Regions from separate parts of the Homo sapiens genome. Here regions 2 and 3 are each linked to region 1. A link is a contact called in ENCODE Hi-C or POLR2A ChIA-PET data. All regions are on one chromosome and are shown on one strand. The core of a region is the stretch at or near the end of the contact, and the rest is flanking DNA. Distances in the headings are between cores, read along the strand shown. Region 1 has its middle 53 kb from the start of LINC00399. Region 2 overlaps MYO16 (myosin XVI). Region 3 overlaps MYO16 (myosin XVI).

What was found. Hi-C counts contacts between places; a loop is a spot of excess contacts on that map. ChIA-PET counts read pairs that join two places held with the same protein, here RNA polymerase II (POLR2A). Pooled maps may share reads with other maps.
Region 2: a map of chondrocyte shows a loop between it and region 1 (5-fold over the local background). The contact joins two enhancer-like sites. A Hi-C loop is called at or near these places in 5 of 168 maps with a recorded cell type or tissue (aorta, ascending aorta, chondrocyte and 1 more) and 6 of 50 pooled maps. POLR2A ChIA-PET finds 5 or more read pairs at or near these places in 1 of 52 experiments (WTC11).
Region 3: a loop to region 1 is called in a map of chondrocyte, with 3 times the contacts of the local background. The contact joins two enhancer-like sites. A Hi-C loop is called at or near these places in 1 of 168 maps with a recorded cell type or tissue (chondrocyte). POLR2A ChIA-PET finds 5 or more read pairs at or near these places in 1 of 52 experiments (PC-9).

What each region holds. Positions count from the first base shown.
Region 1 is chr13:109,451,379-109,456,356 of GRCh38, reverse strand. No RefSeq gene overlaps it. Among named protein-coding and RNA genes, the nearest start is that of LINC00399, 53 kb to the right of the region's middle. RefSeq lists an enhancer at 1,429-1,704. Within about 2 kb of position 2,041, at least 2 of the 41 ENCODE cell types and tissues checked have a DNase peak (open chromatin) inside an H3K27ac peak, as active enhancers do; they include ascending aorta, where a contact is called at or near this core.
Region 2 is chr13:109,154,495-109,159,472 of GRCh38, reverse strand. All of the region lies in intron 32 of MYO16 (myosin XVI), which reads right to left. The region is part of intron 1 of LOC105370356 (a long non-coding RNA gene); the gene reads left to right. Among named protein-coding and RNA genes, the nearest start is that of MYO16-AS1, 10 kb to the left of the region's middle. RefSeq lists enhancers at 1-124, 2,115-2,664, 2,665-3,215, 2,623-3,822. Within about 2 kb of position 3,077, at least 15 of the 41 ENCODE cell types and tissues checked have a DNase peak (open chromatin) inside an H3K27ac peak, as active enhancers do; they include ascending aorta, where a contact is called at or near this core.
Region 3 is chr13:109,178,603-109,183,580 of GRCh38, reverse strand. MYO16 (myosin XVI) reads right to left here. Exons shown (of 35, transcript NM_001198950.3): 34 at 3,948-4,039. It overlaps LOC124903207 (a long non-coding RNA gene), which reads left to right. Exons shown (of 2, transcript XR_007063864.1): 2 at 1-1,792. Among named protein-coding and RNA genes, the nearest start is that of MYO16-AS1, 14 kb to the right of the region's middle. Within about 2 kb of position 2,485, at least 2 of the 41 ENCODE cell types and tissues checked have a DNase peak (open chromatin) inside an H3K27ac peak, as active enhancers do.

The sequences.
Region 1 (4,978 bases), core at 792-3,291:
TGGATAATGAGTTGCCTGCTATTAACTAAACTAATTAATGTGATTATTATATTTAGTCAAAAATACCTTTTAATTTCATAACACTGTGATTTCCTATAGATTTGGAAGAAAAGAAAGAAGAAAATGAGTAACACATAGAAAAAGCATTAGAAGGGAAAATGCTAGGCCCCAAACACCAGTCCTTTGATTCCTTTACTAGACTTATGCATAGATACCCTGGTAACCCTCCATTCTCCTTCTAATCATCTGTTCAGCACTGTATCAAGAATATAGTAGATATTCAAGAAATATTTTTGAGAGAATAAACAAATGCTTGTGGCAGGCAGAATAATGGTCCCCCTCTCCAAAGAGGTCCACATCCTGATCTCCAGAACTTGTGTATGTTCTACCTTAGTGGCAAATGGATTTTACTGATGTGATTAAGTTAAAAGCTAAAGATCTTGAGATGGAGAGAGTATCCTCGGTTATCCAGGTGGAACCAAGGTCACCACAAGGGTCATCATCGGAGGGAGAAGAAGGCAGGAGGTGAGAGTCTGGGGGAGACTTGGGATGGAAGAGGTCACGGTGATGTGATCACAGAATGTGAATTAAGCAATGTGAGGAGGACTCCATTTGCTGTTGCTGGCTTTCAAGATGGAGAAAGGGACCATAGCCATTCTCAAATTTCATGTTTCAGAGTATGGACAAGAGATAGGATTTGATTCAAGATTCAGAAAGAAGAAAATGTTTCAATTATGAGACCATTGCATGCAAGTCTAAGAAACATTATACATCAACTTCTTTGAAGTATCTCCTGGAACAGTGTTTGGAAAAGACAAAATACTAGACAGGACATAAAAATTATTGTATTTCCATTGCTCTAATTTTTTTTGAACTGTCATTTCTGCAGCACACTAAAATGTGATTTAGACACCATTTAGTAGCTTTTCTTTTTTGTAATGTATTCCTTCAGAATCTTCACTCCTCTTTCTTGGATTGTAACTCTTTGACTAGGTAAACTTGTGCTTCCGAGAGTTCTTTATGAAGGGCCAGGGACAGTGGCTCAGTCCTGTAATTCCAGCACTTTGGGAGGCCAAGATGGGAGGATCGCTTGAGACCAGGAGTTCAAGACTAACCTTGCCAACACAGCAAGACCCTATCATGTCTATTAAAAAAAATAAGAAAGAGTTCTTTATGAAACATAATGATTTCCTTTAATAAGAAATACTTTGTAAAGTAGAAGGCATAAAAGTCTTCCCAATTTATGTGTTTAAAAAATTATTAAAGGACACTATATCTTTTTATTTCCAAGATAATTTGTATAGATCAAATTCTATACATGATTTTGGAGACTCCATTTAATTGTGAAATCTGTATTATTGTAAATGCTCCCTTTAAATTGCCAAGGACAGTATATTACTAAAACCCCCCTTTTTTTCCTTATAGTCATATAGATGTGCTGCTCTATAACTAGATTTGGAAAAATGTTACAATTCTTCCTCTTCTGGAAAAAAAGTATTTTCCTTTATTATCCTTTAGTGTCTAAAAATAGGCTGGAATTAAATGTCATGTACCTTTGGAATTCATTTTATAAATACACTTGGTAACTAGGAAACTCACATTGTCATTATTTATAATCTAGGAATTCTTTCCATGGTAACTGTTAGAAGGTCACAATTATTGAGTCACAACAGTGGCTAAGAGGCTATTTAAGAATTCACCAAAATAAGGCGATTGACAGGAGGAGGTAATGTCTGCTTTTCTGATCACCCAAATTAACGAGGTGAGGTCTTACGTTGAAGCAGTGGCTGCATCTTCAGTTCAGTTACATCTTTCCTGCCATGGCCCTTCTTTCAGCCAAGCAATCATGCCAGCATTACCAACCTTTTCTCTCACAGCCCTTGGAGACTCAGTGCCATGAACTTGGATACCATTTATAGTGTTTTCTCTGTCTTGTGACATCATGTGTAGGTTGATTATATTGGCACACAATAGGGTTTCCAAAGCCCAGGATTCAGCTGAGAAGTGGGAGGCAGCCTCTGTCTGGGACTGAGTCTCACACAAGCTCACAGAAAGCTCTCACCGTGTCCCAGAGCCATGCTTGGGGGAGCCTGGGAACAGGCTTGCAGGAGCAGGTCCTTGGTAGCCACCTCTTACTAAGTCTCACAGCAGTGGAGGTTGGCTCTTAAGCAGCCACATAAATATACTTGAAACACCTTCATTTGTTCATTATAATAAACAAGACCTCCTGTCACTAAGCCGGACATCTTATTAATACGTACAGTGCCAGCCTCTGCCCTAACACCTCCAAGACATTGAGAGAATGTTGAATGGACTATGTGGTAATAGAGACAGCAGCTTAATGGAGGCCAGATACCCAAACATGAGCTAAGAGTTTGGCTTTACTCATTATCAGATCTGTGAAACAGGATGTGACCCCAGATTTTAAAGAGTATTTTGCAGTAGTATGCAGAAACATTGGTGTAATCAAACATACACACATATGTAATGTGAATTAAGCATTTTGAGAGTAAAAGTCGTTAAACCTGTAATCAATGCCAAAAAAACCCGTACAACTTCAGAAACATTTCTTGGGGTGAATTACATGGCCCATGAGCTTCTTGCTTAGATTAACTCACCATAATTCAATAGCATCAGCAGTAGCTACCAGGCCCAGCTTGACCCCACTACAGTTTATTATTTAAAGGATACGAATAAGCAGTTCAAACATACACCAATATGAAGAAAAAGAAAGAAGCATAATCTCATGCATAATTAAATCACAAATCGAAATGAGATGCTATTTTTTAAAACCTATCAGATTGGCAAAGATTGGAAAGTTGATCTTTCACACTGTGCACAGGATGTGGGCCAACAGATGGTCTCATTTGCTGTTGGTGTGAGTGTAAGTTGGTGGAATCTCTTTGGAGAGCATTTTTCCAATGTCTGTCAAAATGCAATGCATATTTACTTTGGTCTTCCAATTTTACTTTGGGAAATTTACCTTACAGGTATATTACTATGTCTACATGAAGGCCTGCACCGAATTTTCCTTGTAGCATTATTTAAAATACTGAAAGAAACTGAAAACAGCATAAATGTCCATCAATAGGTGTACTAATCTGTTTTCATGCTGCTGACAAAGACATGCCCAAGAGTGGGAAGAACAATAGGTGTAATGGACTTACAGTTCCACGTGGCTGGGGAGGTCTCACAATCATGGCAGAAGGTAAAAGGCACTTCTTACATGGTGGCGGCAAGAAAGAATGAGAGCTTGTGCAGGGAAACTCCCGTTTTTAAAACCATCAGATCTTGTGAGACTTATTCACTATCATGAGAACAGTTGGGAAAGACCTGACCCCATGATTCAATTACCTCATGCTGGGTCCCTCCCACAACAAATGGGAATTCAATATGAGATTTCAGTGGGGACACAACCAAACCATATCAATGGGAAACTTATTAATTAAATTATGGTGCATGTAGAAAGAATAATTTATAGGTTTTTTTAAAATGTGATAGCTACATTTGTGCTAATATAAAAATTTATTCAGTATATTTTGTTACTTTTTAAAAATTGCACAAGAATGCAAAAATATATTTCCATTTGTATGAAAAAAAAGCAGAAAAACTGCACATTTGAATGTTTAGAACTAGAAAATTTTGAAACATACAGAAGAAAACTATTAATTTTTTTTCTTTCTAAAGATGATGAGTATTGATCCAGAAGAAAAATTTCTGTTTCATTATAGTTCTGCTTTACTCCTTGGGAAAAAATGTACAGTTTACATGTATTTATTTTCATTATAATTAGAAAGTAATTATTAAAAATTGCCTATTTACTGTTGAAGCAAGCCAGGGTATAACTGAAAGACTAGCACAAATAGGAGACAAATTTCAAAAACTGTACATCTTGACTCAGCATTATTACTTTCAATAGATAAAGAAAATTATTTGAGGTGTCTGTAGAGATACAGCTATAGAGCTATATGTATGTCCACTGAAGATTTACTTTTTATGACAAATTCATTTTACAAAAAAACAAGAAGATAACTTTTGAATGTGATAAAGTAACTGGTACCAGACTAGCCCCCTTGGTGTAAGTAACTACAAAACTACACAAAATATAGGAAGCAACTATTTTCAGGTGTCAGACAAGAAGCAGAGGATTGTGTTCCTGGAGAGAAGAGAAATGCACACAGTTTGCCCCATAATCCTCCCGGTGTTCTGCTATAGGCCCTTTGTGGACCAAGAGGCAGGAATGTGGAGCCCAAGTGAGGCAGGATTGGAGGCTTCTGGAGTGGCTGGAATTCTAGTGCAGCACGCTGGAGAGGAGAAAGCTGTGCAGTGAAGAGACAAAAAAAAAAATGTGCAGGGTTTTCTCAAGTCTTTAGCCAAGTGCTAAGCTGTGCATGTGTAGGTAGGGTGGAATCCCTGGGGCCTGGAAAAGCACAGCTCTGGGAAGTTGTAAGCTGCAGGGGATGCTGGCACCACAGGGTGCTGGAAGACGGAAATTCCAGCCAGCCAGAGAGAAGATACCTCCCAGAATATCCAGGGCATTTAATCACAACCCAAGAGAGACCACATTTTAGGAGATGGGCTACTCTAGTTCTACCCAAACAAATTTCAGAGCAAAGAGTAAAAGGACAAAGGCACTAGGAAATATCAAAAATTAGGGATTTGGCTGCACCAGTTATGGTTATTCATATAACATATTACTAGAAAAACATTAAAAAATTATACTAAATAAATGTGTGTGTGTGTGGAGAGAGAAAGATCTAGAAAGATATAATCTGAAATGCTAATAATATTTATATACATATTTTCTATACAATCACATATAAGAAATTTCAAAAAACACTCCTTTTTTGCTTTAGGGTCTTCAAAAATGTTATTATTTCTTCTTGGAATGTTGTGTCCTCATTAGTTATTAGCAAATGCACATTCAAACCATAATGAGATACAACTCCACAACCACTAAAGTAGCTAAAGTTGAAAA
Region 2 (4,978 bases), core at 1,828-4,327, 300 kb after region 1:
GTTTTAATAATGTTGCTATAGAAATTCTCTTTCTGAAAGGAGCTACACTTTCCATACCTGTAAAATAGCTTGCACATTTACTAAATGAAAATTTTATGCAAATAAGTACAGTAAAGCCACGCACCACAATGATCATTTTTCCCCATTCACACAAGATTGACAACTTACGGAAGCACTTTCAGTGTTAATCCACCTTTGAGTGCTGATCTTTACTTATTTAAAATTATAAGATAAGGAAAATATCTCATTGCATGAGGTGAATATTTTCTTTTATGCAATGGAGTGGAGCTGTTTGTTTTCTACCTAAGCTTGTTAACTTATGAGAGAAAGGACCTATGGTTGTTTGAAACTGATTCCTGACCCATGGTTTGAGAATTCAAAGACACAAGGTCCATACATAGTTTTTTAAAATTGTACTTTACATTGCTTTACAATCTGTAATATCAGGAGATAAAAATCAATTTGATGAATGTTGGCATGCTTTGGCTGTGCTGAGTGTGACTCTGGAATCCTGGTGACTGGAGTGGGCACAGTGGGTTGACCCGTAGTTACGTGAAGGGGCTTCCATGCACCCCTATCTTCCCCAGGCCTCTTCCAAGGCCGAGGGAGGGACTCAAGCAATGTACAAACAGTTAACATTTGTAATACTTTGTAAACGTATACTTTGATTTATTTTCTCATTTTGAATAAATGTCCACTTAACTCTCTAAATGTTCATTTTTCATCTTTATTATTATTTTTTTAAAAAAGCTCACCTTTCCCCAATTGCATATGCTTCAATCTCTGGACAAAAACCAAAATGGGTCTCAGGCATAGAGCCTCTAGCCATAATCTACATGATGAAATCTTTACCTTTGAGTAATTCACAGGCGGGAGGAGAAATAGGTGTGAGGTCACTGGATGAGACTACAAAGGCAACGTCACCTCCGGCTCACCTTGGAAATGTTTTATGGGAAAAGTCCAACTCCTCAGACAGTAACAAGACTGTTTTATAAGTTTGCCATGACAGGAGAGGTATGAATAAGTTAACATCAGGGATGTGTCTGGGAGAGGAGACACAGGAAGGATTTTGTGGAGGGAGGGGGAGGTAGGATGGAAGGCGAGAAGAGGAACTTCTCTTAAGGAAGAATGCAAAAACTCTGCAAGAGTGGAGAGACGTTTCTTAGTGGGGAGAGAGAAATGTCCTTGAATAATTCTGGGAGAGCTGGAGAAAGACAGGGAGCATAATGGGAGTTAAGATGAGTCCTTGCTCCAAACCAAGAGTGACAAGAAACCTGGCAGAACGGACAGCACGTGGTTCAGCCCTGGGAAGGCAAAGAGATGCCCTGGAGCGCAGTGGCCACTCTGGGGAACATGAGAGCTGAATGAAGAAGAAAGGAAGAGGGGTGGACCATGAGCAAACTATATTCCTCCCCCAAGCTAGGGAGCTCTCCACTGATTCAACAGGTATTCACGTCCTACAAGGTCCAAACCTGGTGCTAAGATTTACTTTAGAACTTAAAGAAATATTCGTCCGAAAGAAACAATCCATTGAGTGCTCACATTTTAGAGGGGTTATGGAGCACGGCAGATGACAAGAATTTATGACGACCGGGTAAGTGCAAGAAGAAAAGGGACTACATCTATCCTGAGGGGTATAGAAGAATGAAGAATCTGACGCATCACTGTGGGACTCGCATCCTGCTCAGCTGAGCTAATTTTGACGGTTTTATTCACTTGTTAAAGCCTTTGACACTTATAATGCCAACCCATGTGACAGGGACATCCAGGGTGCATTCTAAGGGGTGCTTTTCCCCAGGCTTCTCTGTGGTGACTCAGCTCTAAGGGGGACTGTCTTCAAGGTGCCTTCAAGGCATGTGTTAAGGTTGCAAAGGGCCAGGGGGCTGGGATGGGAGCTCTGCAAAATGCTCTAGGAATTCTTAGGAGAGGTCAGAGTGGGCTGGAGCAGCCAGGTGAGCCTTTGTTGTGTAGGCAGGAGGAAGAAGCAGTGGATTTTGAGTTGAGGACGGAATGTGGAGAGGGGGAGGGAAAAGGAAGGGAATGCCGCAGAGGCAGAGCTGACTGCACTCGTGAGGGAGGGGAGGCTGGCTCTGCCCACACCTCCGCACCGGGAAGTGGGAGCAGAGAGCTTTGGAGTCTATGAGCATCACAGGACTGGGTTCCAGCAAGTATTTTGAGCAAGGGCATGCTGTGAAGAATAAGGTTTTTTTTTTTTTTTTTTTTTTTTTTTGTAAATACTAATCTAGCAAAGAAAGTATACAGCTGAATGGACCTTGAGGAGAGATTAGAAGTAGAAAGAGAGTCAGGGGAGAGGCTGGGGAAGCAGAAGGAGGAGTGGAAAGGCAGGAGGAAGCTGAGTTCAATCCCACTGAGCGGGAGAACTGGGACCTGATGGGGACCACAGCTGGGGCGTGGTTCAGAGCAGCAGCTCCCACCTGAAGAGCAGGGTGCATCTGGGGTTGTACTTGTTGACTTTGAAGTGACAGCCGCAGGCCTGAGGATTAAATTGAGTGGCAATTTTTTGAAGAAGAGAATTTATTAGGACTGGAAAGGAAACAGCTAGGAGAGACTTAAAAATCTCTCAGGAAGGAGAAATTTTCAAGGAAGAGACACTCTCGAGTGTGAGGAGGTAGCAGGAGGGGACGCCCAGGTGACTGCCGTGCAGGAGGGCAGATGTGGGCGTGCAGGAGGGCAGATGTGGGCTTGCAGGAGGGGCTGCAGGCCAGGAGCCTTGGCAGAGGGCAGGACTGTGTGGCACGCAGGGCGGCTGACAGCGTCAGTGCTGGGGAAAGGCCAGGAAGCAGGGGAGAGAAAGGAGCCATGGAATGTTTCCCCAACAAGATGCTGAAAACACCACTTTTCTCTTAGGTACCTGCGCTAGAGATCAGATTAGAGTGTATTTTAGAATCCTATGAGATGGGATCCGGGTTTCAGTAACGCAGGAGAAAAACAAACTATAGCTGTTTGGCTGACTTAATACTGAGAGTGCTATGTAAGGCATAAAAAATGTGAAAATACATTTTAAACTCATTACTCATACTGGCTATAACTCATTCTGAAACTCTATAGGAAAATTCCTCTTCAGAAAGGCTATTGCATGAAGGGAATGTGCTTGTTTTTTCCTACTTGGCATTAAGGAAAAGTACAAATGCAGAGAGAGGTGCCTGGCAGGCTCCCACCACTTCTCAAGTTCTCGTTTGTAAAATTTAGAAGTCGCAGCTCGACAGCGCTTGCAGATACACATAGATGGTGCGTAATTAAATTTGGATACAAGCACTTCGACCTGAAATTGGCGTCTAGCTTGTGTTAAACCAAATCTAGTTTGTGTTACACAGGGCAACTCCTTTTAAATCTCTAAAATATAGATTTCTCTGAAACCCTGTATTACTGCACATGAGGAAGAAATGCAAACAGGGCTTTGACACCCCTCTCAAGTCGACCTGCATCCTACTTTATAAGCTTCTAGGAAGTGATTTGTTTTCTTTTACATAATATGTTTTTTCTTTTACATGATAGAATTTTCTTTCCTTTCCATGATAGCATAATCCAAATATTTGTGTTATTGCCTCTCAGAAAGACGAATTTCAGATGTAAAGAACCACAGAGGCTAATCTGAAACTCAAGAAGAGAGAGTTCAGTGGAGATGGGTGGATGTGAGGAGAGTGGAGACTGCTACAGGGGAAATGTGTTAAACTCATGGAGGTGACACACTGCAATTATGCATGTTTTGAACAGCACAATTCTAATTGCCTTTTGAAAACGTGCAACAGATTTTATCATCCCTTTGTGAATGCTTGCAGAAATATATCAAGAGAGGGCGTCTGAGTCTAGTGGTGATGGAGATCTGGGAAGAGAACTGGGTTCCCAGGCAGTTACTCTTGTGACACAGCTGTTACCCACACTATGTGGACAGGTCATATTTCTATAAGCATTGATTACTTAAGAAACAGAAAAATACATCACTGCAGACCTTGGAAAGGTTGCGTGTGCTGAGAAACTGGATTTGCCCGGCCCTCTACTGACTTTAAATGTCTCGGGCTGGGCTCCCGACATTCCTTCCTACTTGTTAATAACCCCTTATGAAATCACCACCCTGGAGTAGATCGAAATTCCTCTTGAACTTATGTTTTAAGCATTCTTCTCTGGTAGCGAGTGCCGCAGATACTTATCCTCCAGGTTAAGCGGGGAGGAATGGAAATGTCTGCTCCTCCTTCACTCCTAACTCTTGTCACCCACCCCCCCGCCAAGTCGAAGGAGATGGTTTGTGCTAGAAAACACCAACTGAAGTAGGAAACAGAGCGATGTCTTCAACAACATATGTGCTGAGCAAGGGAAGAATGCATTGATAGTAAAGCTAAAAAATGACTGTCAGTATAAATAAGGTTTTCAGTACCCAAAAATGCACAGAAAATTAAGTTGTGCCAATTTCCTTTTAAATTTAACTAACTGAATCCTTTTTTGCCCATTTATTCTGTCCCTGCCATAAAGGGGAAAAAATCACTTCAATCCCTTTCCTTTTCTTGTACTTGGGTAGCTTTTTTTTTTTTTTTTTTTTTTTTTTCATAATTAGCCGAGTATGCAATACCTAAACAACATGCCTGCTTGGCCCAGAGCCCCATTCCTCATGCATACTTTTATAGGTCATGAGGTTATTTATATTGCTGTTATTTTTACATTTCCTCAATGCCAGGTGGTAACGTAAATCCAGGAGTCCTGAGCCACGATGTGTGGCCAAGTACGCGGTCGGTGTCAGCAACATATGTTTTCCTGGAGGGAAATGGTTCCTCCTCACTTTCCCCAGAAGGCAAAGGTGAGAAGATAACGTCCCTGCTCTTCTGTTGGGAGTGTTTCGTGTTGGTGACACCTACAGCCTGGATGGTAAGCTAGTGGTGCCTGTCCTCTGCTAAAAAAGAAACAGCAAAAATTAAAGAAAACAGAAAGAAAGAAAAAGAAAAATTACAGCAGTGGTGGATGTGAG
Region 3 (4,978 bases), core at 1,236-3,735, 270 kb after region 1:
AGAAAAGGTGGTAGAGTTAAAATAGTAACATAAATAGAGATAGCCTATGCTTAATGAAACAATTAAACAGCTCATTTCTCAATGTCAAGTGTGGACCCCTAAACAGATGTGTAACTAGAAATTTTTATGCCAAGGGCAAGTACCAAGCATTTTTGTTTCTGCGTCCCCTTCTGCCATCATTCTGCCTTCAGGCCATCCTCCCACCTCCCTGTGACTTTCATGCTTTTGCTCTATTTATAAATCGTGGGCTTCCTGTGTCAGGTTACCTGGCCCTCTGAGTCGGCAGAGGATTGCCATCATGGCAAAAAATGCGAAGAAGTCATTCTTGGCTGGCTGATGCTGTCAGCATTCCCCCCCACCGCCGCTTAGCTTCTCACCACCGAGTTACTTCTAAAGGATTGCATCACGCCAAATAGCATAAACTTTTAAAAAAAGTAAAATCTCATAAAATGGTAAGTAGATAAATGTCATATTCTTTTCATAAATGCTGTTTAATTCCAAAGCTACTATAAAATACTATAACCTACGAAATTCTAGATTTGAGTCCTGGGAACTGCCACAAAGCTCCCTCAAGGGCCAGTGTGTGGAATTCCATGATGTCGTATCTCACAGCCAGTTTTATTCATGCCCAGTGCTTGGGAAGTGCAAAGGAACACAGCCCCATGCACAGCGCAGCAAATGTCCCAGCTTTTGCTAGTTTCAAACATTTTATGTAAAATTAATTTTCACTACTTTTATATAAAGCCATTATAGTTTTCAAATTAATAAAGTTATAATGCAGTACAACATCAACTATATTTTCTATATTTTTTTTACATAAACAACCACCGTATATTAAGGCTCCAGCCCTATCAGAAAATGTTTTGCATCTATTTTGAGAACAAATGAAGAGTTTGTACACTTAGTGAAAAAAATACTTGTTTGGATGTAAAACTTTATAGATAGTAACAATAAAATTAAATGTGTATATTAGTCAAAATTCTGATTTCTAAGCAAAGAAAACTAACCTTGGACATCTCAGGCAGGTAGAGGCTTCATTGGAAGGCTAAGGAAGGACATGAACTTCGACAAAAAGGTCTGGCGAGTGGGTGAGGTGGATTCAGGGGCTGATGGCTGGCGTGCTCTGAGCAAAGTTCTTCTCCGACTAATATTCTTCTGCTGGTGCTGCATGGAGCCACTACTGCCCAATGTCACCCCATGGAGCCAGGTCAATTGTTGTCCCTTCCATTATATGTCCCTCACTCTGCATCCATCGTAGGTAGGTTAACTGAGCCCATCTTACATGTGTTTGTCCAGCTGTCAAAGCAGGGGAGGAAGAGGGAGTCCCTTCCCTTGTATTTTCATCGTGGTAGGTGCGAAACTGAAATGTGAGACTGGCAGGAAAAAGCCAAATCACAAATGTCCATTATGGCTACTGAAGACTTTTATTTTTGAACCAAAAATTCTTTATGTTTTATGAAACAGGCCAGGTGCAGTGGCTCCCGCCTGTAATCCCAGCACTTTGGGAGGCCGAGGCGGACGGATCACTGAGGTCAGGAGTTTGAGACCAGCCTGACCAACATGATGAAACTCCATCTCTACTAAAAATACAAAATTAGCTGGGTGTGGTGGTGCACACCTGTAATCCCAGCTACTTGGGAGGCTGAGATAGGAGAATCACTTGAACCGGGAGGTGGAGGTTGCAGTGAGCTGAGATCATCCCATTGCACTCCAGCCTGGGCAACAAGAGTTAAACTCTGTCTCAAAAAAAAAAATAAAATAAAATAAATAAATAAATAAATTTTATGAAACAGTTGAATGACTCCTGCATTTCTTTTAATGGGTTATGATAAGTTCATTCTCAGAAACGGAACATATGATCTTGATTTCCATTCAAACTGTGGACTCAGTGAATTTTCCATATGATCTTTGGCAAATCACTGACTCTATTTTCTCTTTTCTTTATCTACCATAACGCCCAGACATTTTATCTTCCTTGAAGGGAGTTTATTAAAACTGCTGATGAGGCTAATGAAAATATAGACATCCTTAAAGAGAAATTTCATTTTTGGTCACCATTTAATTTTACTGCTACGTGCCCAATCTGTCCAGGACTGGATTTTATAGAATTTCTATTTAATTGCATTAGTAGAAAAGCTAAAAAGCTGGTTCCCTGCATGTGTCCATACTTCTTGTATAAATGTCACATGAGCAATAAATTCTGAAAGCCATTCAACACATAGTTTCACATAACTCTTACAGCTTCTCACCAGTAAGGAATCTGTCTCATCACGTGAGTGCCCACAATTTGCATGGAAGAAAATAAGCATGGTTTTCAGTTTCCTTGAGAAAAAGAATGTGCCCCAAGATGACTGGCAGTTCCTGCCTCATCAGGGATGTCTGCATTTGAAAACAAGGCCTCTTTGAAATCTGAGAATGGAAAATGATTCCCGATGACCTTTCTCATCTCTCTTTGATTCTTAGCCAAACACAGAGGAAAAGTCACAAAGCACCCTACTATATACACCGTCTTTCAAATGACTCCCTTTGTCTAAGAACCACATTGCAGGGGCAGGCCTGGAAAGGATGTCAGATGGCCTAGCATTGTGTTGTAATGTACAGGGGGCAGGCCTGGAAAGGATGTCAGATGGCCCAGCGTTGTGTTGTAATGTACAGGAGTCAGGCCTCCAATACAAAAATCAAACCAGTGTTCATGACCAGGAGGTTCCCCTGTGCATGATCTCAGAGGAAGCATCTGTGATGCTTACAAGGTAAAGTAGATGCATCTCTAAGGAATAGAGGGAAGATTAGGACAATCTATTATTGCAACCAATCAGCATTTTCTTTCTATTTCAGTGCCTGGATATCAGTGCAAGTGATTTCAGAAGATTGCCTACTGTAAGATTTATTCTTAAGATTCAAACTATTGATTTTTCTCACTACCTCATCAGTGTTATTTAGAAAAATCTCAGCTGATAATATGGCCATGCCTCTATAATGCTAAATATTCCAAGGAAAGCTGATCATTAGCTGTATAGTTGATTTCGTGGAAACATCTGGATACTTGGCTGAGGTTATTTTAGACTTTTATGTAGATGTTTGACATAAAAATTGTGCTGTAACTTTAGATAAAATGAGAATCCTGTTGCTAAAGCAATAGTCTGTTAATATATTGATAACAAAGTCTCTCTAATGGGTGGTTTGTGCATCACCTTGAATGCAACATTATATATTTTAAAGACAATTATTTAAAGTATATTTTAAAATTCAACATAAAAGGAAAATAAAACAGTACATTCTATAATATAAATTCTTTCACTTTCTAGAAGCACAAATGGGTTCTTTTTTTCTTCTTCTTGAAGTGATAATCTTGTTTATTTTGGTGAAATTGTTAGGAAGAGACACATAAAACATTTACATGCAATCAGTAATGCACCTCCAAACAGTTTTGTGGACTGCAATCTCATTTTGATTTTACCATGTTCTCATCATATGTCATATTTTAAATGAATGTGAATTACATGGAAATGAATGTCATAACTGAGATAAGATGCATGCCATGAAACCACAGGTGGTTCAAGCATTTTATTCCCAGGTGTGGTCACTAAGAGTCATCCTATTTTAGCCAAGGTCAAATGCATAGCAACTTCATTCAGCAGATTTAATATCATCTTCACCCGAGAATAATTTTAAAGTACCACAATATAAATTAAATCTACAATATTTCATTTAAAACTATTATGTTTTAGTTGTTTTGGACATTATTCCTTATTTTGGAAACAAGCAGAAAATTGCAGTCAGCTGAGGTGGAGAGAGAAGACCATTCAGCTGAAGGAGTGCAGGGCAGAGGTGAGAACAGCTGAGCCCTCCAGTCCACACAGAGCATCTATTGGTAACAAGTTAATGAATGCCTTGTCATAACTTAATTCCATTTGTCACTGCACATGTGAACAGACAGACATCATTACCTGAGTGGTGTGACTGTCCCTGTGTCTTTGAAATGTCGAAGTCCCTGTGCCACTTATAGACAACCGTGAGTATCCATCTTCTTCAGGTAAACCTATTGAGGTCAACACAAATCGGGAGTTAAGCAGTGTCTCCTTGTTCCAAATAAAGTAAGTCATGCACTCATTACAATAAACTAGAATTGTTATCTTTTATGAATTGAAATGATGATCCTTAAACACAAACTAAATACTAAATTTTGCAATGAAACATGGGCATGCACAGTATTGTGGCAGCTTCATTTAGGAAAAGAGGGCATATCCTGCCAAAGGAGATACAATGATAATAAGGAGATATGTGATAATAGCACAAAAGTGAGCAGATAAGTATTGGAGGGGAGAAGGGAAACTTCTAGAGACTGAAAAGGTTTGAAGAAGCATACGGGGTCAGTGACGGGCCCACTGAGTCACTAGGGTGACTGCAGACAGCAGAATGTGGCTGCCATTCATAGGATTGCAGGGAGACGAGGAAGGGATTGAAAATCAGAGCATAACTAAGCCTGTGTGTCTGATGAATTCCACTGGCTGTAGTTCATTTTGTGCACAAGGAAGCAAAGAGATTGGCTGAATTTCCATGAGGAAAAGGTGGGGAGAGCTGCCGATTCACAACACACCAATTCATGAGCAACCATGCAGAGTAACTTGTAGGTTTATGAAACTTTACATGTCCCTCAACAACGCGAAGTTACTATGAGGCACCAAATGATTTGATTAATTATCCTTTATGATCAAAGCAGTTTCCCAGCCTCTGCACTATTGGAATTTTGGCCTGTATAATTCTTTGCAGTGGGGTCTGCCCCATGCATCCCTGACCTCCACCCACTAGATGCCAGCAGCACCCCCATTTGTGGCACCCAGAAATGTTCCCAGACATTGCCAAAAGTTCCTTGGAGGGCAAAGTCATCCCCTCCTACACGGGCTGAGAATCACTGTGATACAGGCGCAATGCATCACCGCAAGTGACTTCGATTAATAAACATGAATAGACAAAAAGA